Regions from separate parts of the Mus musculus genome. Here regions 1 and 3 are each linked to region 2. The links are chromatin loops, found by intact Hi-C in ENCODE. Cell type or tissue: left cerebral cortex. All regions are shown on one strand.

The links. Peaks named below come from ENCODE experiments on the same cell type or tissue, not always from the same donor. Only the 100,000 strongest peaks of a DNase experiment are listed, where the experiment ranks them.
Region 1: it touches region 2 in a loop (2.6-fold over the local background); 4 of 42 quality-filtered maps call a loop at or near these places.
Region 3: it touches region 2 in a loop (4-fold over the local background); 5 of 42 quality-filtered maps call a loop at or near these places.

What each region holds. Positions count from the first base shown.
Region 1 is chr13:42,599,812-42,607,811 of GRCm38, forward strand. No RefSeq gene overlaps it. Among named protein-coding and RNA genes, the nearest start is that of Phactr1, 77 kb to the right of the region's middle. In left cerebral cortex, no CTCF peak of the experiment used is centred here; a DNase peak (open chromatin) is centred at 3,743; H3K27ac peaks cover 189 bases.
Region 2 is chr13:42,677,486-42,685,485 of GRCm38, forward strand. Phactr1 (phosphatase and actin regulator 1) reads left to right here and starts at 3,314. Exons shown (of 14, transcript NM_001302635.1): 1 at 3,314-3,441; 2 at 5,165-5,315. The coding sequence starts at 5,213. In left cerebral cortex, no CTCF peak of the experiment used is centred here; DNase peaks (open chromatin) are centred at 3,073, 3,300, 4,008, 4,590 and 3 more places; H3K4me3 peaks cover 5,146 bases; H3K27ac peaks cover 5,487 bases.
Region 3 is chr13:42,622,852-42,630,851 of GRCm38, forward strand. No RefSeq gene overlaps it. Among named protein-coding and RNA genes, the nearest start is that of Phactr1, 54 kb to the right of the region's middle. In left cerebral cortex, a CTCF peak has its summit at 802 (motif pointing right); DNase peaks (open chromatin) are centred at 824 and 4,833.

The sequences.
Region 1 (8,000 bases), 78 kb before region 2:
CGTGTGAAACTCAGTCATGCATCCATTCTCAAGGGCAAGGCTGGGGTTCTAGCGAACAACTGAAAGTTTTTCCATACTTAACGAGGTAGCTGAAACTCACCAAGAAGTAGTCCTGTCTCTGTGGAAAGGCTTTCAATATCCATGCCAGATGAAATACAGGATAGCATCCATGAAAAAAGATTAGGTAAGAGTACAAATGGAAACAATAAGAAACTAGACGGGATTCTTGAACACTAAAAGTATGAGAGCTAAAATGAGACTTATTTTTCAGCCAAAACATAAAACTGAACAGATAGTTCAAAAAGAAGAAAAACATGGAAGTAGAAACCTAAAAGTATAGAAAGGACTGGGCAGGGCGGGGTAGGGCAGGGAAAGGCAGGCCGGGGCGGGGCAGGGCGGGGCGGGGCAGGCAATACCTGCCAGGCCAGGTTCCAGAGAAAGTGATGATTGTGGCTGGAGAGGTAGCTTAACAGTTACAAGCACTAGTTGCTCTTGCAGAAGAATGGATAAAGAAAATGTGGACCACTTACACAATGGAGTATTACTCATCTGCTGAAAACAATGACATCATGAAAGCAATGACTTCGTAAATTTTGTGGGCAAATGGATGGAACTAGGGGAAAAAATCATGGAGAGAGGTAACAAAGACCCACAAAGACAAACATGGTATAAGCTCAGTAGGCTAAGTAACAACGAAGGCCAAAGGGAGGAACACATGGATCTCTGTGGGAAGGGGAAATAGAATAGATTTTGTGGGTGGACTGGGGAGGGTGGACAGGGATGGGATCAGGAGAGATCGGGTAATGAGGCAGGATGAATGGAGAGAATTCTGGAAGAGACAACTGGCATTGGGGGTATTTGGGGGCATTTGGGGGCAATGTGGCAAACTAGTATAGTGGAGAAACTCCATGGAATCTATGACAATGACCCTACCAAAGACTCCTAGAAATGGGAGATATGGCACCTGAACTGACTATCTTCTTTAACCAGACAAGGTTTCCAGTGGTGGGACTGGATACCAATCCAGCCACAAAAGCCTTCCACCTACAATCTGTTCTACCTGCAAGATGTGCTGGGGTAATGGTGGTATAGAACTTGTGGGAGTGGCCAACCTGTGACTAGTCCAACTAGAGGCCCACTCGCTCCATAAAAGGAAGCCCATGCTGGATGTCCAGGAACCAGATGCTAGACAGCCCAGGCTAGACCCAAACACAACTGGCAAAAAAGAAAAAAGTCAATGAAATGATTTCTAATGATATTCTGCTATGCTGATAGATCAGTTATCATCCGAGAGGCAATCATCCAGCAACGGGTGGGAGCAGATGCAGAGACCCACCACCAAACACTAGGCAGAGCTTGGGGCAACTTGGCAGAAGAAGGGAGGAAGGATTCTGGGAGCCAGAAGGGTCAAGAACACCATAAGAAAACCCACAGAATCAACTAAGCAGGGCTCATAGGGGCTCACAGAGACAGAAGTGGCAATCACAGACTGTATGGATCTGAGCTAAATTCTCTGCATGTGGATCATGATTGTGTAGCTGGGTGTTCTTGTGGGACTCCTAACAGTGGGAGTAGCGGGTGTCCCTGACTCTTTCACCTGCTCCTGGGACCCTTTTCCTCTTCCTGGGTTGCCTCCTCCAGCCTTGATAGTGTCTAGTCTTCTTGTACTCTTTTATGCCATGTTCAGTTGATATTCCTGGGAGACTTGATGAGGAGGAGAGTATACAGGAGAGAAAGGAGTTTGGTGAGGAGGACTGGGAAGAGTGGAGGGAGGGAGGCTGCAATCAAGATGTAATGTATCAGAGGAAAAAAACATGATAGTTTTGTTTTTCAACAGAAACATAAAAACTAAAAAGCAAGAGATGTCTTCACTACCCTCAAAACTTTTAGTATTAGTGTGTACAGAGCCAAATGATTAAATTAGTATAAAGGAATAAAGAACACTTTGGAAGGCAGAGTTCCCATAAAAATCTATGTTCAATAGATCCTTATTCTGGATTGTGGCCAATTAAATAAGGATGCATCAAACACATGATATAGGAAAGAGATCATTCCAGACAGGGAGGGGTGGAAATGAGTGACAGGGTCTAAAGTTGTGATCAGGGACTGTCTCAGGACAAAGACTGCAATGAGCCTACAGAAAAACGCACAGCTAGATTGAAAAAAAAAACATGAATGGAAGGAGATATAGAATCTCAACTTAGGAGACAAGCAGGGCTGTTTATAAAAAGAGACTTTTATCATGTAGAAAAGTTACTGAGTGATGTCATCAGAGTTAGTGGCTTCTGTGGCAAATCTTAACCACAACATCAATGAACATTAAACAAATAGGGGGGAAAACGACTACCAACTGCAAACAACATAAAAATCCATGCCAGAAGAAGTATAACCACAATAGGTAACACTGAGTAAATATATACATAGTTGTAGTTATCCATTAGTATATTTAAGCAAATATATTGCTTAAAATAATACACATTTATTATTGTACAATCTGTGGTCCAGGAATTCAGGCATGGCATAGCCGAGTCTTCTGCTTCATGGTTTCTATCAGGTACAGCCAGGGTGTCATCCCAGATGCTCCAGTCTTATCTGAAAGCTTTCCCGAGGAAGGATCTGCTTCCACATCCACTGGGTGGTTGTTTGAAGCCCTGATGCATACAGCCTTTTTTATCCAGGATGCTGCTTCCACACTGGTAGTGAGGCAGAGGCTCCTTCAGCGCTTGGTCACCTGCATCTCTTCGGTATGACATTTTCTTCATCAACGTCATGATAACAGAATCTGTTAGCAGGAAAAAAAAAGTTAAAATTCTGTGTGCTTAAATCACACAGGGGTCATCTAGTCGAGCTGTAAGTGCCGGGTAGTGGGTTATCATGGGACCATCGTAGAGGCTATGAACCAGTGAGAGTCATAAAAGTCATTTTTCAGTTTTCACAGGTTGAATTCAATTTTATAGATAGACCCTGAGATGTGGTGCATTTCTAGTGAGAAAATAAAGAAAACAGGAAACATAAGAAAATCAAAACATTTAATCTATTCTATAAGAAATTAATAGAGCCTAACAGTCTATACTGTAGACTCTACAGCCATGACAACCTTAACTCACTTGATCTCATCTTATCTGTTATATAAGGAAACAACACAGAGGATCTATCAGTCTATACTATAGTCTCTAGGTCTCACCACCTTTAACATAACTGACACTATCTTATCTTGGAAGCCAAGCAGGGTCAGAACTGATTAGCACTTGTATGGGAAAAATATTCACCAGAAATTAACCAAAAGTGGTAATAAAAATCATGTAGGAATATGAAGACAGATGCAGGAGAAATCTATTCAAAAAGTGACTATGATTACCTATAAGGAGGGGATGGGGTAGAATGTATTTGTGGTTATTTCAGTATAAATTAATATTAATTAAGTAAAATAAAAGTTAGGAAGAAATCAGCATTCCTTGTGTTGATATATTCAGAACACAATGATAAAACATGCCACGTTCCTTGGAGCAGCCACTAAAGAAATTCCTTTTTAAAGTTATTTATATCACTTCTTTCTCTAGAACAGACTTTTTTTTTTTTTTACACCCACTGAGGAGCATGAATATAAACTTGACATTTCTCAAATAAATCTAAGTGGCCTGGGTGTGATCACTAAGGGAAATCCTGAATGTCGACCACACTAATTGGAGCTGGGTTGTTGTCAAAGCCTTTCCATTACACTTCCCATTCTCCAGCTTCTTTTATGTCGGCAGCATTGATGTTGTACTTTGTAACATGTCACAACCATTGCTATTGCTACCTCTTCGTTGCCCATGTCTAGTTTTCCTTCGTAGGTGCAGTAGGCTTTATTTAAATGTTTTATTTGTGAGCATGTGTGTGGGTGCATTCATGTTCACAAATGCAAAGGAGATGTTGCATAGGAATATTTTTAATTTTTTGACATTTCTTTGTGAAGGCCCTTGTTTGAACAGAATCCATTACTATATATGTTACAGATAGTTTCCCCATCTTCAGCTTTATTCATGAAATACTTTCCCTTTTGGTAATTAAAATGCTTTCCTTAGGCTGAAATTGTAAGATGGATTTGAAACACAAATTTTTATCTACATATCTTGGTGGTAAAGACTCTTCTTTATAATTTTGTCTTTTACTTTCATGAATAGATGTTTTATGAGAATGGAAGGAACCTTCTTTCTTTCTTTCTTTCTTTCTTTCTTTCTTTCTTTCTTTCTTTCTTTCTTTCTTCTTCTTCTTCTTCTTCTTCTTCTTCTTCTTCTTCTTCTTCTTCTTCTTCTTCTTCTTCTTCTTCTTCTTCTTCTTCTTCTTCTCCTTCCTCTCCTTCTTCTCCTCCTTCTTTCTCCTCCCCCTCCTTCTTTCTCCTCCCCCTCCTTCTTTCTCCTCCCCCTCCTCCTCCCCCTCCCCCTCCTCCTCCTCTTCCTCCTCCTCCTCTTCCTCCTTCCCCCTCCTCCTCCTCTTCTTCCTCCTCTTCCTCCTCCTCCTTCTTCTTCCTTCTGGTGTAATATAAAATCATTCTTACAGGAAACTAAAGATGTTTTCACTTGTTATTTCTATTTTTATATTTTCTTAGTATTTGTCAGCAATCTTGGATTGACCTAAAATGAACTTTAGCTAAAATGAACTTCTCGGCAGCATTACATCAGCTGATGGGATGCTTGCAAAGGAAGCTAACCTTTGAAATAAAGTCCTGTTTGCTAACATAAAAGAAAACAGAAGTGATGGCCTTGATCTAGATCATGGGGCTGGGTAGTGGTGGGACTGAGGCCATGCCTGATCCACTCACAGATTCCCATTCCTTGCCATTCTCCAAACTATTTTCTAAAGAAACAGGCGTACATTGTGTGCTTCATTTTTATTTAAAAATGTGACCTTCTAACCCCGGGCAAGAAATAAAACACAAGCCCACACAAAACTTACACAGCAAGAGCTAAACAAATGAGGACAACTTACATGTCTATCGCTTGATGGATGGTTAAACGGCACGTACTATATTCATTTTATTATTCTACAATTTTAAAAGAGTGTGTCATCATATGAAGGAGTCTGGAGAAACATGGGAAGTGTAAACAGCTAAGTGCAAAAATCAACATACTACACGATTTCATTTTTAATAAGGGTCCAGGATGGGCGAATCTAAGCAACAGAAGGTGAATATGTACACGGGTAAGGATGGAGAGATGTGACGGGGGATTGAGCTGGCGAGGGCTGCAAGGTGTCTGATTTATTTGGGACCTGATGGTACTGTTCTTCCACTGACAGAGTTTGTGTTTCCTTAACATGTTCTGTGTGACAGATATAAATAAGGCAATTGGCTGCCTGACTCATCATTTTAGGAATCCACTCCACTAATAAAATATAGAAAGGTAGGGATAGCAGGAAATAAGTAATATGAATTGGAAAAGAGGGGGCATGGGAGGAACATCCAAATGGGGAAGAGGGATGAGAGGGCGGAACAGAAGAGGGGAGAGACAATGAACTCTAAGGGTACTTTAAAAGGCCATAGGGAAATCTACTACTTCGTAAATATATATGTATTCACACTCATATGTATGCATATAACAGTTTAAGTGGAGCCACCATGCACAAGGGGATTATGCTCATCTCAGGAGCCACAGGCTATCAGCTGAAAACTCCCAGTGCCAGCGGTGAGATGCCTCCCCTGGAGTTATTAGTCAGAGGTGTCCCAGAAACACTCCCTCCCCTTCAAATCAAAGCATGCTATCCGACAATCCACAATGCCGTTCTCATGCTTGCACACCAGAGCTTGGTGGTAAGACATTGTGGCTGAACACAGCACATATATTATTTGTGAGATAGGAGCGAATCAAGTCAGTGTGGACAAGAATACTTCTCCCTGATGGCTGGTTCTTGTAGTACTGAAAGGTGCTATGCAGGCTTCTGGGATGCTTATCAATAACCTTACCCAGCTGTGAACCTAAATAATAATAATAATAATAATAATAATAATAACAAATAATTTTATTAATATTATTATTAGGGTAGCAAGATACACATATGGATGCAATTTCTGCTTTCTCATTGGATTTAAGGTCCACTTCACATGAGGAAACATACTCCTGGTATATAAATATGGCTGAGAAGTTATAATTAGGGCGCTCACAGGCTCCAGGGATGCACTGAATACTATTACCCTGCTAAATGAACATAGTATCAAACTGAGTATCTCTCTACTTATCAATTATCAATTATCAATTCGTACAGATGTCAGACATCCTCCGAGTGCAGTGAATGGTGGTTGGGCAAGAAACTTAAACTGAGCTGAATAGAGAAAATAAATGACTGTGGGGTGAGTACTTATCCACTAGTGGGAGATCTGTATCTCACACACACACATACACACACACATACACACATACACAAACACACACACACATATACACACATACACACACATACACACACATACATACACACACATACGTACACATACACACACATGCACATATGCACACACAAATATACACACACACACATACATGCACATGTCCAGGCTCAAGGACCATCATTGAATAGGGGCAGAGAGATTGTAAGATCCAGAGATCCAGTAGGACAGGAGCAAAACCATGTCTTCTAGACACAGCAGGACTTACAACACTTCATGGACTCACAACAGCTATGGTTACCTGTAAAAGACCTGCACAAGATCAGACCAATCAGGATTCTCACATGTCGTGAGAAGGGTTCATGAACTTACTAACTGAGGAGTTACAGACAGTTGGAAACTTCTGTGGGAAGAAGTCATTTTTACTTAAGGGTGTGGCTCGTGCTAGGTCAACCATACCCCGGAGGATGACCCACACCCATACCCAGGCCATCACTAATTAGAATCCATGGGTTATTAGTAATTTTTTTCAAGAAGTACACAAAAGGGATGGAGGGAGGTGAGAATTGATCTTTCAGCATTCAGGGGGAGGAGTTGAGGGTGCATATGATCAAACAGCATTATATAAAATTCACAAAGACTTTGTAACAATACTTTTTAAAAAACAAAATAAAAAATCTGTGATGGTTCCACATGTGCAAAGATGCCAGAAGTCATAGAATTGGACACTATAACTTGGCAAATTGTGTGGATTATCATTTATAACTTTATTAAGATAATTGCAGTTTAATTGGTGCTTATTTTAATGAGAATTTAGACACCAGCATCAATTACCAAAACAAAGTGACAGACAGCTTTGGACATAAGCAATGAGCAACGCAGAGTTAACAAGGGAGCGGCTGGTTAAAAGAAAGTTCATGTGTTTTGTCTTATAGCTGTTTACTTATTTATGAGATTCCCACTGTAATTCCAGCTAAGAAATAATTCAGATGCCAATTTGCTGCAAATGTAACACGCTCACTAGGCCTGCAAACATAATGGACCATGACTATGTCAGAAGTCATGATGGATGCTGAAGGAGGAATGAGAAGCAAACAAAACCAAAACCACACAGAGCGCACTCGGCTGCTGGTGGCGGAAACTTCCAGGTTTTTATGAGGACGTGTATTTAACAGCTCTTCAGCACATTCCAGGTGACAGACACAGGTGAGGTCATGAAGTGTCCGACTCACCGTCTCAGGGACCTAATCCGGTAGGATACAAAATATATAGGACTTTATAAAAATCTGTTGAACCTTCAAAGGCAATTAAAGAGGTGGGGATAAGTTTTGCACCTGTCTGTGTACTATTAAACCCCAAAGGGCTACCCAACCGTTGTCTTATTGAACCCTTTCACCTCCAGTCAGGGAGAGTGGAGAAAGGGAGAATATTTGCAAGAAGGGGATCCTGAGAGTCTGAGTATGTATGCTCTGAAGTCTAGGTGGGGCCCTCGCAAGCCTATAGACTATACTTAATATTGGGGCCTGGTGATTTTTTATTTTTTCAGATAATTCACAAGGCAAGATTCACTACCGCTTTCTGCTTTATTTCACCTGGCTTCCAAGACTCCTCCGGGAACAGTGGCTGCTTTATTCTTTTG
Region 2 (8,000 bases):
CCCTCAACCGAAGCACTCTGCCAAGGCATCCAGGATGTTATTTTACTTTAAGAGATATTCTAATATTTCTAAGTGTATACATGGTTTATTATCCAAAGAAAATGTCCCCAAGGTTTCATGCAGGCAACAGTCAGAATTTCCTGGAGTCTAAACAGGGTCTTCTAGAGAATTCTATGATACAATGAGAGAACCGAGTAAAGAAGGCCACTGTACAATTGTGAGAAGAACCACAGTAAGCCTGTTAAACCCTGCCCGAGCCCAGCAAAGACCAAGAAGAGGGTGTAAGAAGAATATGTTTCTCGTGGTCTTCTCTTTCTGAATGGCTGGGTCTCACAGCCTCAATAGACTGAGGGAGTGTAGAGCCAAGGGGAAATTAACACCGCTAATGTCTTTACTTCTCTCTGGGATTTATTCTGGCGTATATCTCTGTTTCAAGTCAATGCAATCCTTCTACATTTTTTATACACATTGCAGACCTATCTTCTTACCACCAAACTGGAAACAGAAAGGTTTTCAGGACCCCATCCAAATTGTTTGACCCCCCTTATAACCTTATATTTTCATATGATTTGGTTTCTTTTTGATTTATAAATTAACTTCTATGTATATGTCACATGGTTATATTGACATTGTCTGACTTCGCTTGAACTTGAGATGCTTTTGGTTAAATTGTCCAGTGCTTTATGAACGTTAGCCTGGGACATCACCAGCTACTCTGTAATGTATGTCAGAACAATATGGTGACATACAATAAACTTAGTGATACTTTTAAATAGGTAAAAGTTATAAAAAAAATACTTCTGAACTGATCAGATCTTGACTTTGTTTTTGGACAATTTCTATGCTTCCCCACCTTTACAAGTAAAATCCCAACCCTGGAGGATAAGACAGGAGGACAGCAGAATCATGAGTTCAAGTCCAGACTAAGCTATATGGAGCTCATAGTCAACCTTGACTACACAGGGTCCCAAGCTAGCCTGAACTACACAGCTCAATAAATCAAGATCTAGGGACACAACTCTCTAGTAGAGTGTTTGTCTAGTTTGCTCAGGTCCTTGCACCATATGAACATCAGTAGTTAAGTGATAACTTCACAACATGAATGTTCTTGTATATAATCTAGTCTCCTCAAAGAATGAAATCATCAACTTTCAAATTCTATTTCAGAGCAGGGCAAGGTGTCACATGCTTTTAATCCCAGCACCTGGGAGACAGAAGCAGGTGGATTTTCCAGTTGAAGGTCACCTCAGTCTTGACAAAGCAAGTTCCAGGACAGCCAGAGCTACACGGGGGGGTGGGGGGGGGACCTGCCTCAAAAAGAAAGAAGGAGGGAAGTCAATTTTAGAAAGTGGTCCGATTATACTTTGAAAATATAATGATTATTTTGTAAAATGAAGTCCCTTTTGTGAATGTCTTTTCCTTCCCAAATCATTGCTTTTTAAAAGTTAAAATCTTACCATTTAAGAAAAATCATAGCCTTTTCACATCGCTTTCATTACTTGGGAGGGAAGGAGAGATGAAGAGAGAGAGAGAGAAAGAGAGAGAGTGAGAGAGAGAATATAAATGGGGGCTAAGAGACAACTCCAGGCGAAGTTTGAAGCAGGGTCCTTTTGTCATTTGCTGCTGTGTGTACCAGGCTAGCTGCTCTACAGAGTCCAGGGAGTCTCATGTCTCCTCCACTTTACATCTCACTTTAGGAACACTGGCACTCCAGACATGCCTTAGCCTATCTGACTTTTATGAAGACACTGATGATTCAACCTCGGGGTCCGAATGCTTGCACAGCAAGCGCTCTACCCACGGAATCATCTCCCCAGCCCCAGCATTTTATAAAGCAACTCAAGTTTCCTTTCCTTGGTCAGGACTCCAGAAATTATTGAATTCCAAACCCACTCTCAGTTCCAGGAACACAATCTATTTTTCAAATGTCCTATTTAGCATCATCTTCCATCCCAGGCTCATTTGCACTTAACAGAGTATCTGATGTTTTTCAACTTAATCTCCCTTTCTCCCCTTTCTCTCTGTTTCTCTCCTTTCTCTCTCCACTCCCCCTCCCCCTGTGTCTCTCTCTGTCACCTATGAGTCATTATAATTCCAGTAGAAGCACAATAGAGGGTTAGAACCTGTCGCCCACACCCTACTGTAAGTGAAAAGAACCAGAAGACAGCTTTCTCTTCTTGTAAATGTCAAGTGTTCACCTGTCTCTATTGAGGGCTGAATAGCAATGCAACCTTAAAGCTCAAAGGCCTGGGGTCTGAGCAAAGCTTTGCACATTCAGAGACCAAGCTGCCTTCTCTACAAGGCCTTTCTGATTGATCATTACATTTAGGTCTCCCACGAGGCTGATCTCTCTATAGCACTAACTTGGTACCCGGTTTTCTCTGATGGAAGGGGAGAGCCCACCCTATTATTGACCCACAAGATAGTCAGCAAGGCATTCCCTGATTTCTCTTTTCGGAGACAACCCCTTAACCCACCAAAGGCAAGGTAGAATGGGAAAGGAAAGGACAATTTTCAAAGTCAGTTGTCAGTCACTCTCTAGCACTTGTCCTCTGGCTGAGCTATGGACATGGGCAAGAGGAGTCTGATCTTCCTTCCAAGTCCTTGCAAGCAAGCATGGCTTCTCTTGTATTAACATCCTATCCTGATGCTACCCACTACCCTGTACTAATCATCACTTCTGCTTGGTCCATACAAGGTGGAAGAAGGTTACAGAAAACACATACGGGGGCATGGCTGGATTAACATTACAGCTTTAAGAACATATCTCAAAGTCTCATGCTTACAAGTCCTTCCTGGGGAGCAGTAAGAGGATCTCATACCAGGCTAATGTGAGGGACACAACCAAAGCATCTTTTTTGCTGTGGAGATAATAAATCTGTTGCATTCAGGAAAGAAGAGAGCATTTGGGCATTTTGAAGATCTGACCATGCACAGACAAAAAGAGGGAGAGTGAAAGCCTTCTGTATTTCTCTCCAGAATGTAGCTCGCACTTTTAATTGCCCACCTTGTTTGGCAGCTCAGAAGGAAATGGCAGGGCACCAAACCCTATCCTACCAGGAGCAGCCTTCAGGATTAGCAAGTACTCCACACCTTGGAGAGCCTAGGAGACAGGAGAATCATTTTAAATGCAAATTAAATTGAGGGGGTAGCAGAAAAGAACACATAAAAGACGGTAAAACAAAACCTTTCAATTTTCTTAAATTAGCAGGCTAATGCGTTCTAAAGAGCGGCCCCACTTAGATCCCGGCTTTGGGGGGAGGGGGCATTTCATCACAATATAAAACCCGACAGATCCATCATTCCCCTCCACCCAGTGCTCTTGACTGGAGATTGAAGGGAAAATTAGAAGCTGTTCATTTGGGCTCACAGGCTCAGCAGCCCTGCTCAGCTTGCCCGCCGCTCACTGACAGCGTCCTGTTGAAGGGGGCACAAGTGCTGGTGAGTATCCCCTAACTTTGAGAATTCTTCCCTTCGTGCGTCTTTCTGGCTGTGTTGCCTTGGGTGGGCTAGGTAGGGGTTGTCTCCCAGAGGGTCTGCGTTATAATGCGGCTTTCAAAATATGGGAAATTTCAGACAGCTTTTAAGCTGTTTCTAGGGACAGAAGGAAAGAGTTATTTTCAGCCTAGGTGCCGGTGACTGTTTTTGTGTATTAATTATAATGGGAATGTTCACTGAACATACTATATTGCCAGTTAAATAGCCTTTCTCCATCACCCTACCCCATTCAGCAGAAAGATAGAGACAGGTGCTCCAACATGGTCTAAACACTACAGACCTCCCCACTGTTTAATCATTTACCATGTATTTTGTTCTTACTGCAAAGCAGACTGGGATTTGAGATCGCAAAAATAGATTATTAAAGCAGAAATTCTGATTTTTAAATAACCGGTGAGATCTCCGCTTTAAGAGGTGGGAGAGTAGACTGTGAATGGCCCTGGATGATGCAAAATCTTCATGTAGATTTTGATGGTTCCCTGCCAAAGTTTTACATGGGAAAGTGGTAATTTCCTTCCTTCGCAGAGGAGGGCGTGGAGAGGCTGGAACTGGCGTCACCTTCGGTTGCTAAGGTAACCTGTTCTGGCCATTTTATCTGATAGAGAAAGTCCAGTGGACAGAATACATTATTCATCACTGATCTAATCAGATAATCAAAACTGTTTACTTTCGCTGGGAATATTTAATAAGATCGAAGGCAGCTGGTTGAAACTGCTCATTTGTTCTATCGACGGCCCTTGGTTTTACATGTTTTTACAGTAAGTATTCTTTGCTGTTGGGGTACCTTTGGCTATTTTTTTTTTTTAAAGTTTCCTCTTATCAGACTTGGTTTCTCAGATGAGAGTGTGCAGACTTAGGAAGCAAGTGATTGCTTTAGCCTTCAGAATCTGATTTTTAAAGACTTCCTCTTGTTCCTCCTTTGAAATATAATAGTGCAGAAATAGAGATAGATCTTCTGTGCCAGTATCAGGGGTAACTGCATGGGCTCCGTGAGAAGGGGCTGGCTGGTTTTCATGCCAGGCTAGTGCATGCTATAGGAAACACGGCAAGGCTGTGATGTTTGCCGCTGCTGCACGAACCACGGTTCTGTATCAAAAACAGCCTATACCGGGCATGGGCAGATGAGCCAGTAGCACTGTATAGAATGTGCTGAAGGGAATGGCTGAAGACTAAGGAATTCAAGGCACTTGTACAGCAAACAAGCCAGCCTATATTGCAAAGTGTCTATGAGAGGAGGATCGGATTCCCAGGGGATGCTTTCTACTAGAGGGGACACCAGACACCCCTGGATCAATTGAAGAGCAACTTGCAGGTAGGGTGATACTTTCCAATGCCTTTTATCGGGCAGACTTTTAAAAACTAGAGGTACATGAATTTAAAAGTATACCTTTTGTCAGATAATATACAGCAAGGAAAGAACAGTATGTTATTCCTCTTTAACGTGAATCATTTTAATTTTTGCAGGCAGAATATATTATTTTAAATTGGTGTTAACTAAAGGTTGGATCTTCTCATGCAATACAAAGTCTCTGGCAGTGGGGGCTTTGACATTAGAAATGTCAGTCAAATGTTGGAATATGATAATGGCGTACTCTCATTTAAATTAAGGAATACACATACTTGACATCCTGAAATACTGTGTCTTTCTCCCCTTCCCCCTTTATAGAGAGCTAAGTGATTGCCTTCTCTCAAAATCCTGTTCTGAACATTGAAGATGGATTATCCCAAAATGGATTATTTTCTGGACGTTGAGTCTGCTCACAGACTCTTGGATGTGGAGTCGGCGCAGAGGTTCTTCTACAGTCAAGGAGCTCAAGGTAACAAAGGGAGAAGAGGGGGGGGCCTCACCCTCAGGCTGCTTTGCTGCAAACAGTGCAACATCAGTTCCAACAGCTTGAAAGAGCTCTGTCTTGAAACTTCATTCACTAACATTCCCAACTTGATAACATTTACCAAAGTGCTGCCAGAATTCCAGAACTGACTAGAGAAATCTATAGTCCTGGAGGTGTAAACAAGTGTTGGGTGCCTATCTCTGAGAGCTTTGTTAGCAAATGATTCCCAACTGCTTGTGTCGGTAGCTTATGCCCAAGAGGACTGAGGGATGCTTTCCCACCTGGAAATTGTTAGGCAGGCAACTATTACACTTGTGGCGATCTCAGGGCACCCTGACCTAGCTGAGTACCATCTGACTGGATTATGGGCTTCTGAGATAAGTGGGCCACTTGTGTAGCTGTCTTATCTGGTCTCAATGAGCTCAGTTGCTTTCTAAAGAATCCTCAGTGCACATTCAAGGACTTCCATCCACTTCTGTGAAAGTAAGGCAGACTGTGTGCTTTCATTACCTAGTTCAAGGTAATTGATTAAGCTCTAACATGCTTGCTCTTCTGTCCAGGTTCCATTTAGAACATTTGCCATTGTTAAGGTGGCCAAAGAATTTAAATGGTTTTGTCAAATTGATGGGTAGGAGAGTTTTTTCTTTTTTCTTTTTTGTTTAAATCATAATTTGTGTTTTTCATGAAATGTTTAAGATATCCAGTCAGATGACTTGATTATGGCTGTATCCCAGAGAACACATCGAAAAGGTGGACAATGGTCCTGTTTAAATAGGAAGGTAGTTGAATTCGGGAAAGTCATGAAACAGAGCTATGAAGGAGATACATTAGAATCCTGGCATCTTCCACCTTGGGCATGATGGGAAGCTCATCTTGGGCACTGATAATAACAACACCCCCCGGGGGGTTTTCTCAAGTGTTCTTATGAATTGTTTGTGTTGCTTGTGGCTCTTGGTAACCTTGAGTGCTTTCAAGCCTCTTGCTTCCATTTTCTGGGTATGAGCCTATGCTCTTAAAGTCAAGAGAGGCTGGATATTATCTGCAGGATTTGTTTAGGTCTGCAGGCTCAGCAGCATAGTTTGATTTTGGCAAAAGTGATACCATGGCTAATTCCAACCCTCTAAGAGGAGAGAGGCAGCATTGCTACTGTCTGTCACTTCAGGAGGTCTAAGAAGGTTCCTGAGAAGAAGGGACAGAGGCTAGTTAACACCTCCAGCTTGTTCTGGGTCTACAAGTAGCTAGATGGCTAGAAGATATGGAGCTGGAAGAGAGGGGAGAAGAGAGAGGCTTCCACCCCACATAGCACCTGACTTTATACATGGCTACCTCTGCCCCAGTGCATTCCGTTTCTGAGTCTTACTCCATGACAGGCTCTTCCAGCTATGCTGCAGATCAAGAAAGGAAGCAGTAGTTCACCATGGGGGCTAAAGATCTCTATTCACTTTTTCTTGAGGATGATGGACTCTTGGCTTTTATGGGAGGGAAGCGGGCAGGGTGTGTGGGAGGCTTGAAGATTACAAGGCAGCCTGGTAGCTGCAGCAGATGGAGCTGGGGGTGGAGTGGTCAGAATTGTCACCAGCAGTGACGGTGGTGTAGACTCCAGAGCTGGAATAACTGGGAAACACATGGGAGGTGGCAGCATACGCGATGGCTTCTCCTTGGGGTCACGTGTGCCTGCGGGTGAGGAGGATGCTGATTTCCATTCCAGGAATCCTAGATTGGCAGGGTTCAGTGGGCTCCCCAAACATTAGGGAGGCCGGGGGTCCTCAAATCAGAAATCTAGATGTTTTCGAGATCTGCAGCTAAACAGGAGTGACAGAGCCAGCACACCTATCTAGGGACCCGTATTTAAAAGTCAATTCATACAGTCCTTTGCAAAATGATAACGGTGACAGATCTCTAAGTTGTTAAGCACATTAATGAGTCGAGGTCTTTAAAATTCTTAAAACAACATCTTCAGCATAAGACACTGTGCATCATTGAATCAATAAAATAGATAGCCCATGTTAAAGGCTGCCCCTTGTCTGACTGGGAGTCCCCAAGGCAGCCAAGGGTTTGCAAATAAGAAATCTTAACTTACAGGAGCTCAACCTCCTGTTTCTAGTAAAAAGCACACACACACACACACACACACACACACACACACACACACACACACACAGAGGAATGTTCAGTAAACATAAAATCACTAAAATTTTATGTCTTATCACAGGAAAGCCTACCATAAGACAAACTTCAACAATAGTTAAAGTATGTTATAGTGGATCCCCCCCACCCCATCCCCAGGAACTCTTTCACTTTATCTTAAAACCTGGTCTCCAAGTCCCCCAACACTTAGGGTCATCACTACAGGGTCTCCTCCTTCCAGGACCACTGCCTCCACTGTAACTCACAGCTTCTTTCTACAGTTCACTGGATCCCCTGCAGTCACTTCTGCCCACTTTGCATGGATGTTCAGTCTTTCCAAGACACCAAACCCCTAGGCCTTACAAAGACTTCCAGGTGAACAGTGAGTGGGCAAAGGCTCAGCACCATAGCCTGCTACCCTCTCTTTCCACGGCAAACGCTCATGTCTCCAGTGCATGATTGAAACCTATTTGAATCCATGTCAAGGCTCTGAGTACCAGGAGATAGACTGGTATATGATGGCTGCTTCTTATGAAAGGAGCG
Region 3 (8,000 bases), 55 kb before region 2:
GAAAGCAAGTCCCTAAACATGTGCTCTGGGAGAGTCAGCCTTGGCCCTTGGTCCTTCCTGTTGACCTCGCTCTTCTTCCTGGCCATCAAGAGCCATTCTACTCTGCCCTGCCTTTCTCCATGATGTTCGCATGTTCGATTTCACTACATGCCCAGAAAGAGCGGAGTCAGTCATCATATCTGAAATGTCTAAAACTATAAACCACAATAATTTTTCCTCCTCAATGTTATGTCTCTCATATTTTTCACAAAATGAAAGCTAAGTCACATACCTTCTCATAGTAATGCATAAAACATATATATCCTTTTCAGGGTTCATAATGAATCTGTCCCTACTTTATACTCTTAACAGTTTCTTCATCATGGAAGAAATTTGGCTTTCTGCTTTTTCTGCTTTGTTTTTTTCTTTTCCTTTTTTCCATAAATACACTGATTCTCAAATCCTCTTATGCCTCACTTTGCTTTTTTGTGATCACCTGTTTCATATTACTGAGAGTGAGATTTGGGTGTCGAATTTAATGTTGGCTACAGATTGCCAAGATACACATTTTAAGATTAAATTAGTCTGTACTCTTACAAACACAAATGAGAATAACTTTTCTCCATCCTTATTTCATTTAGAAAAGTCATTCTTAAAATGCATCACAAGACGATTTAAAAGAAAATGAGCCTCTTTTTATAGTGTATAGTTGTCATTATGTAACTTCTACAAAGCCCAATTATTTTAAAAGTTATGCCATCCTATGCATGAATTAATGGTTCTCTTTAAAACACTCTTCCAGGGTCACTTTATTTCATTGTGGCCAGCAGGCGGAGCTCACATACAGATGACAAAGATCTCTGTGGTCACATAAATCTCTTAAGCAGCTGAGCCTTGGGATGATAGCACTCTGTCCACCTTATTCTAACTATATTTAACACTTTGCCTAATAATCCCCAAGGTTTGGGTTCATTGTGATTCGGAGTCAGTGTTTTGAGAAAGTCATGTAAACGATGCCCAGATATCCTTATGCGAAGGTCCATGTGTCAGACCAGAGGAACATTATCCTGTCCATGTGGATCTCTGTGGACCTGATTTCAAATCACACAGTTAAAGGTTTCCTCGCACCTCCCCCGTTGCTCTTTGTCTCCAAAGATGGTGTGTATCAGAACATTGTCTTGGACTCTTTTATTTCTTATTTGTAAATGTATTAAATTGTTATTCAAGCCTTGGGCAGGTGCTGTTCTCTGTTTTCCTTGCTAGGTCCCATGCTTTTCCCCCCCTCCATGTAGCCATGGATGGAACTACCTGGGACTGTTGTGCCCACAAGACAAAAATTTCAACTCATGTTTAAGGACTTTTTTTCCTCTCATTTTCAAAGACGGATCCAAGTTAAAAGACAGAAAAATGACAATACAGACATAAAAAAGGGCTAAACATAGAAAATATCAAGATAAGTCAAAAGTTTTATTAAAATAAATATGAACCAATTGAGGTAGCTATTTGAGAGAGAATAAGAGAGCAAGAAAGGAAGAGAGAGTTTGCATAAGTTTGTTAAAAATAATAAAAGTCATTCAGGGTATGGTAGCACATGCATCCAGGACAGCCAGGGCTATAAACAGAGAAACCGTGTCTTGTAAAACGTGTGTGTGTGTGTGTGTGTGTGTGTGTGTGTAATCAAAAAGCCTAACAATAAAAATGCTCAAAGGAACAGGAGTGAAATTTATAGAGACACAACTATAGATATAGTTAATGAAATATTGAATTTAATTGATTATAAAGCAAATACACATTAAAATGACCTTTGCTCAAATTAAGAAAGAGTAGGTCAGTATTGGCAGTGATAGGTATGATAGTTACAATGCAGCAAGGGTCAAGGTAAACCCAGATACATGGCAGAAATATTTATCCACACTAGGAAGAAGTTTTACAATTTATAGAAAGAACATGATAGCAATATTATTTGCTTTGACAAATAATATTTATCTGTATATTATTCAAAATACAAAGGATACATATATATCATTTTCATATATATACATATATATGTGAAAAATCATCATTTAGCCAAGCAAAAACTTACACACAGTAAATAAACATGAGATTTTACATATATATTGTTTTATATGATTATGTATATATATACATATGTATACACACATATATGTATATATATATGTATGTGTGTGTGTATATATATATATATATATATACACACACACACACACACACACACACACACACACACATATATAAAATCTTACTTTTGATGCCTGTTTTCTCTGACTATAGGACAACCTAATTCATTCATTATTGTTCTCACATTTAGTATGAGAAACCATTATTCTGAGTGAGGTAAACCAGAACCAGAAAGACAAAGGTCTCATGTTTTCCCTCATTTGTGGGTGTTAGCTTTGAAACGTCAGATATGTGTGCTTCATTTGAAGTATGCATAGAAGGGAGGAAATTACTGAGGGGTAGTGGGAAGGCCTTCTAGGAGAGGAAATTGAAATCACTGGTATAAAGGGCTAAAGGGAAACAGAAATGCTTAAGTCGAGATGAGGAGGGAAAAGTAAAGAAAGGAAAATTGGGGAGGGATAAGTAACGCCAAAACCCTTTTGAAAAGGAAGCCTGATACTGTAGAGCTTCTATATGTGCATGTATAGTCCATATATACATAGCTATAGCTGTACAGCTTTACAAAAATGTCCCCACTAGACACTATAGGCTAACAAGCAAGAACCCAGTGCCAGGAATGGGTTGCTTTGGGCGTTACTGGCCTGTAAGCTCCCATAGACCCCAAACGGTGCAGGCTATCGCCAATGCTCTTGGTTGCCTCCAGAACTTGACAGTAAGATGTAGAACTCAAACTCGTGTTGACCCTAAAGCTTCATCCCTGATGTTTCTCATAGTGTTAGAAGACTCTAAGGAAGCTTCTAGAGGGGAAAATATCATCTATCTTTCCATACTGTGAAGAGAATGAGCTACAAAATGACTGACTTGGCAAGATTTGCCCACTGGTGCAGTAGTGGCAAAAACATCATGAGAGTTACCAACCATGTTCTGATAGGATTTAAGTTCCACTTCACAAGATGAAACCCACACCAGCACTAGTAAAAGCCCTGGAGTTATAGCTAGATGGGTCATAGGCCCTAAGGGAGAAACTACTGTTATTACTTTGATAAATGGACATGATATTAAAATTACATCTGGTGACTTATCATTAGACCCATAGATTAATTCATTTCCTAACCTCTAACAGAGTAACGTCTTTTTGTTGTAGATGGTGACCAAAGCAGACCCTCACAAGTGGTCAAGATGCAGAAAATCAGAAACAGCAGAACACTTAACTCTAAACGAAACATATCTACCACATGCCCCCTCCCAATGCTCAGGAATCATTGTGGAAGAGGGGGTGGAAAAAGTGTAAGAGCCAGAGTTGATAACTGAAATGAAACAGTGCCTTCTGAACACAGCAGCTCAGCTGCACATAAGAACCCACAGTGGTTGTGACAGCGTGCATAAAGCCTATACAATACCAGCACAAACTCTAGTTAGACCAAACTCTAGCATGGACAGGGGAGTTGAGTATGAAACCCAGTCCCCAGAGAGAGAGTCAGCTTTCCCTAAGAATGCAGTTCCAGTAAGTCAACCATACTTCAATGGAAGCCACACATCCCAGAATTCTTGGGCAGATCAAATCGGTATTGGTGGGTTAAAAAAGGGTGGAGAGATACAACGTTGGGTGGAGGGGAAAGAGGGATTATGTCTGGGAAGAGTTAAGGAAGGAGTGGATGTGTTTGAATCACATTGTACAAAATTCTCTAAAAATGAATAAAACAAATTGGGAAGACAGGGAAAGAATGGGAACTTGGGAACCTCACTCTGGAATCTGGCTGAATCCTCACACCAGCTGAGAAGCAACACTTCTAGCACAATTCACTCCATTTTCTGGGGAGGTTGTAGGCATTGGGGCAGAATTCCTTTTAAATAGAGATATGTTATTAAAATAGCTATGAACCAGGCTTATGGTCTGAATGGATATTCTTGGGTAGGGCCTTACTTATCTCCCAACCATTTTCTAAGAATCTCACAAACAGCAGGAAAGATACCCTACTACTTTGCTGTGAAAAAATGAAGTTGGATTACATTAATAATTTCTTCAAATATGGATTTGAACATGTATCACGCTTGAGTGTTTATAGTCACGTGTGTGTACCTTTCATCCCAGCCACCATTTCTCACCATCTTGCCACTGGAGGTCATTCCAGATATTTCTAAATTTTCATGAAAATTCATTTAAATCATCTTATCTTCTTTCCTTTGGCATGTTTTTTTGAAGCTTGAACATAATACATATGCCGATAGTTCGTTCCTTTTATTGTTTTTAATAATTTTGTAAGCTGCTCGTAGAAAATTGTGCTGTTTCTAATATTTTTTAAATAAAAAGAGGTCCTGGCTAGTTTTACGTAAAAACTTTAGAGTGAATATATGCTGTAATTATTCTTGAGTGAACCCTTCAGAATAAAACTTCCAAGTCACTTCATATATGAATAAATCATATCATTAAAGAGTGATGAACTTATTTCTGATGGTTTTATCCCACTCCCAGAAGGAATAAATAATGACAGCTTCAATTCTTTCTTCTTACCAATGTTTGGTATTGTGGGGCTCTTTAATGTAGGCCCCTCCCACTGGTAAGAAACAGGGTCGCTTTCATTGTATTCCGCCAATGTGAGCTGAAGCCTCATTTCATGTTCTTTGGACCATCTGTGCCCCATTCTTGTGAAATATGTTGAAACTATTTTTCCATTTTGTCTGGGGTGTTCACAAACTTGTTATTGACTTGTAAGAGTTAGTTAAATGTGCCACCAAAGAGGCTTTTGCCAGACATATGTATCGCGAGTGTTTTTCCCAGCTTGCAACTTGATTGTTCATTTGCCTAAGTGTATCTTGAAGAGCACATTGTCACTTTTGTGGAATGTCATTTACCATTATTCTTCTCTTAAGATTTGTAGTTTGTGCATCATATTTAAGAACTATTTTCCTCCCACGAGAGAAAATGCACTTATGCTGGCTTTTGAAGCTTTCAAACTTTCAGCTTTTATGCATATATGAGTGTTCTATTTCTAGTTAATTTTTTTTCTGTGTTGTCAGGTAATTTTGAGATTAATCTTTTTATAGTGTATCTAATTGTTCTGCCATTATTCACTGAAAAGGCTAATTCAGTTTTCAATGAGTTGCCTGGAAATATTTTCTGAAAGTCACCCAACTCAAATGTAAAAGTCTTCTATGTCCCAACTTTCTATTTGCTTCTCTTGACTTCTATTATATTTGCATTTTTGTGCCAGGAATCATTAGCTGAAATTTGTCTACCTTCTCCATCCAAATGGGTTTCTTTTTTTTTGAAAACTAAAACCACCTGCTACCTAATGGATCCTCAAGTTGGAAAGAAATTCTCTTGAACCTCAGCTGTCCTTCTAACTAGCAAGAAATATAACCAAGGTAACTTCCTTATCGGTTTCTTTGCATACAAACCATATATATTAGATCTCACTTTTGAGGAATGTTCTGTTAATTGGTTTGATGATAATGTCAGGTTCTTAGAAAACCATGTGGCAAACAGGAAAACAGAAGTTAAGTGCAGTTGACGTTGGTTCCTTTAAGGCTCTACCCCAAAAGCCAACAAGGGATATTTTAGAATATGTTCACTATTGGGATTTTTAACCTGAATTTGGCATTTCTATTGCTTATTTTCACTTTAATTTTGCCACTCAGTGATGTGATAGCTCTTTGGTGAGTCACATAATTCCTCTGGATCTCAATCTCTTCCTCTAAAAACTGAGCTCAGTGGTCAGTCTCTGTAGTCACACCCGTCTTTGCTATTACATCATTGGACAGGCACCAGTTCTACATAATTCCAAGCTATTTATGTTGTCCTTGGATTGTGATGTTCATATCTACAGTTCTCTGTAAGGAATAATACCAATAAAGAGAAGTAAATATTGAGGTCATTGCTAGCTAGATACAGAAACCCCAGAGCATGGGGACTGAAATAACAGACTTGTAAAGATAAGCACAAGAAATGAGAGAAAGAATAAGGCCAGGCATGGTGGCGCACGCCTTTAATCCCAGCACATGGGAGGCAGAGGCAGGCGAATTTCTGAGTTCAAGGCCAGCCTGGTCTACAGAGTGAGTTCCAGGACAGCCAGGGGTACACAGAGAAACCCTGTCTCGAAGAGAAGAAAGAAAGAAGAAAGAAAGAAAGAAAGAAAGAAAGAAAGAAAGAAAGAAAGAAGGGAAGAGAGAGAGAGAGAGAGAGAGAGAGAGAGAGAGAGAGAGAGAGAGAGAGAGAGAGAAAGTGAGAGAGAAATGAGAGAGAGAAATGAGAGAAAGAATAAAATGAGCCAGAAAAACATGACTGTTGGCAATGTGGGAAGAGTGGGCATCTTAGTTGCTCATTATGGAACATACAGTAGTACTAGGATGGAGTGGAGAATGCTGTTGGAGGAGAGAACAGATTGCTGTAATCTGCGCTCATCATTGCATTATAGGAGAGTCTATCATCCTATAGATGTGAACTCTTCATCACTGGGAAAGTTCCAAGGAAGACCAATTGTCATCTAACAGTCGTGTTCTCTGAGGGATTCTGTAGTGACTACTGGATTTCGAGTAAGGCACTATAAAATCTATTCTAACTCCATAAGGTCATGATTCTATGAAAAGCTTGTGACCACACTAGAATATCTGTAAACATGCACCATGGAAGGACTCTCAGAATGCTCTGTGATTCTGTGACTACGTGTCTTTCATCAAAAATTTTAAGCATCAATATCAAAGAAGAGTCAAATTTTTTTCTTTTTGTCATCTCTCGTAGAAAAGCCTTCCACTTCTAATGGTTTTATCTTCCATCATCCTGCCTCCTCCAGAACAATACAAATCAAGAGATTAAAATGTCTTAAAAGAAAGATGTAGCCTCTTGCCTTCCACTCTGAATTAGCTACTCCACACAGGCCATAGTTACAGGAAACTATCATTCAATGTATCAATTTCATATAAACTTGTTCTGGGAATATGTTTTCCAATGGTATTTTATTAATCCAACTCCAAATATTAAATAACAATGTTTGTGTCATGTTGCAGTTATCAATGACTTAGACAAGTGAATGGTTAGTGTTTCTGATTGGTAGGAGAGACCAGGTTCAACTGAAAGAATTTCTGTAAATGCAGAGCTTAACTGACATATAAGAACAAGGCTTAGTTGTGTAATAGGATACATTGGCTGTATTGTGGATAGAAAACTCTACCCCTACTTATCTGTACACATTATGCCAAGTTATTTTCAAGGTCCTACTATTCCTATGGAATTTTTCACATTTCTTGTGCCTTGCTTTGGCCTCTAAGTGGAAAGGACAACAAGGCACTCCTGAGTCTATACCTTACAAAGTGCTTGCAATCACATGGTCCCTGCCCTATCATGAGACATGCCAACTCATCCTCTAGAAGAGACACACTGAATATAGATGAGTGGCCCATCATTTCAGATATGGCCCATTGTAGACCAACAATGTCAATGTGTGAAGAATACAAGCAAGATTAGCACGGACTTCTTTTGTATAATCATCACATGACTGTTATGAATGGGTGGTACAATTTGTCAAGTCTGAATCTACATACATAATACATAAAGGATGACTTCAAATAAAGTCATACTTGTTTTTAGAGTCTCAAAGACCAGTTTCTAGGACTAAGTGGTGATGATGCAGTCAGTATATACCTGCTGCGCCGCCTGAGGGACTGAGTTCTGTCTTCCTAAACCCCATAAAGAGGTGGGTGTGGTCAGTGGTACACACTTGTAATCCCAATGCTAGACAGATGGAGTCACACTACTTTGCAAGCTTCAGGCCAATGAGTGACCTTCACTCAAAATTGAACTCTATGACAACTGAGGAACATAGTTCAGTGTTGTTCTTTGGCTTATACACATGTGACATGTGTGCATTCGTGGGTATAGACTCAAT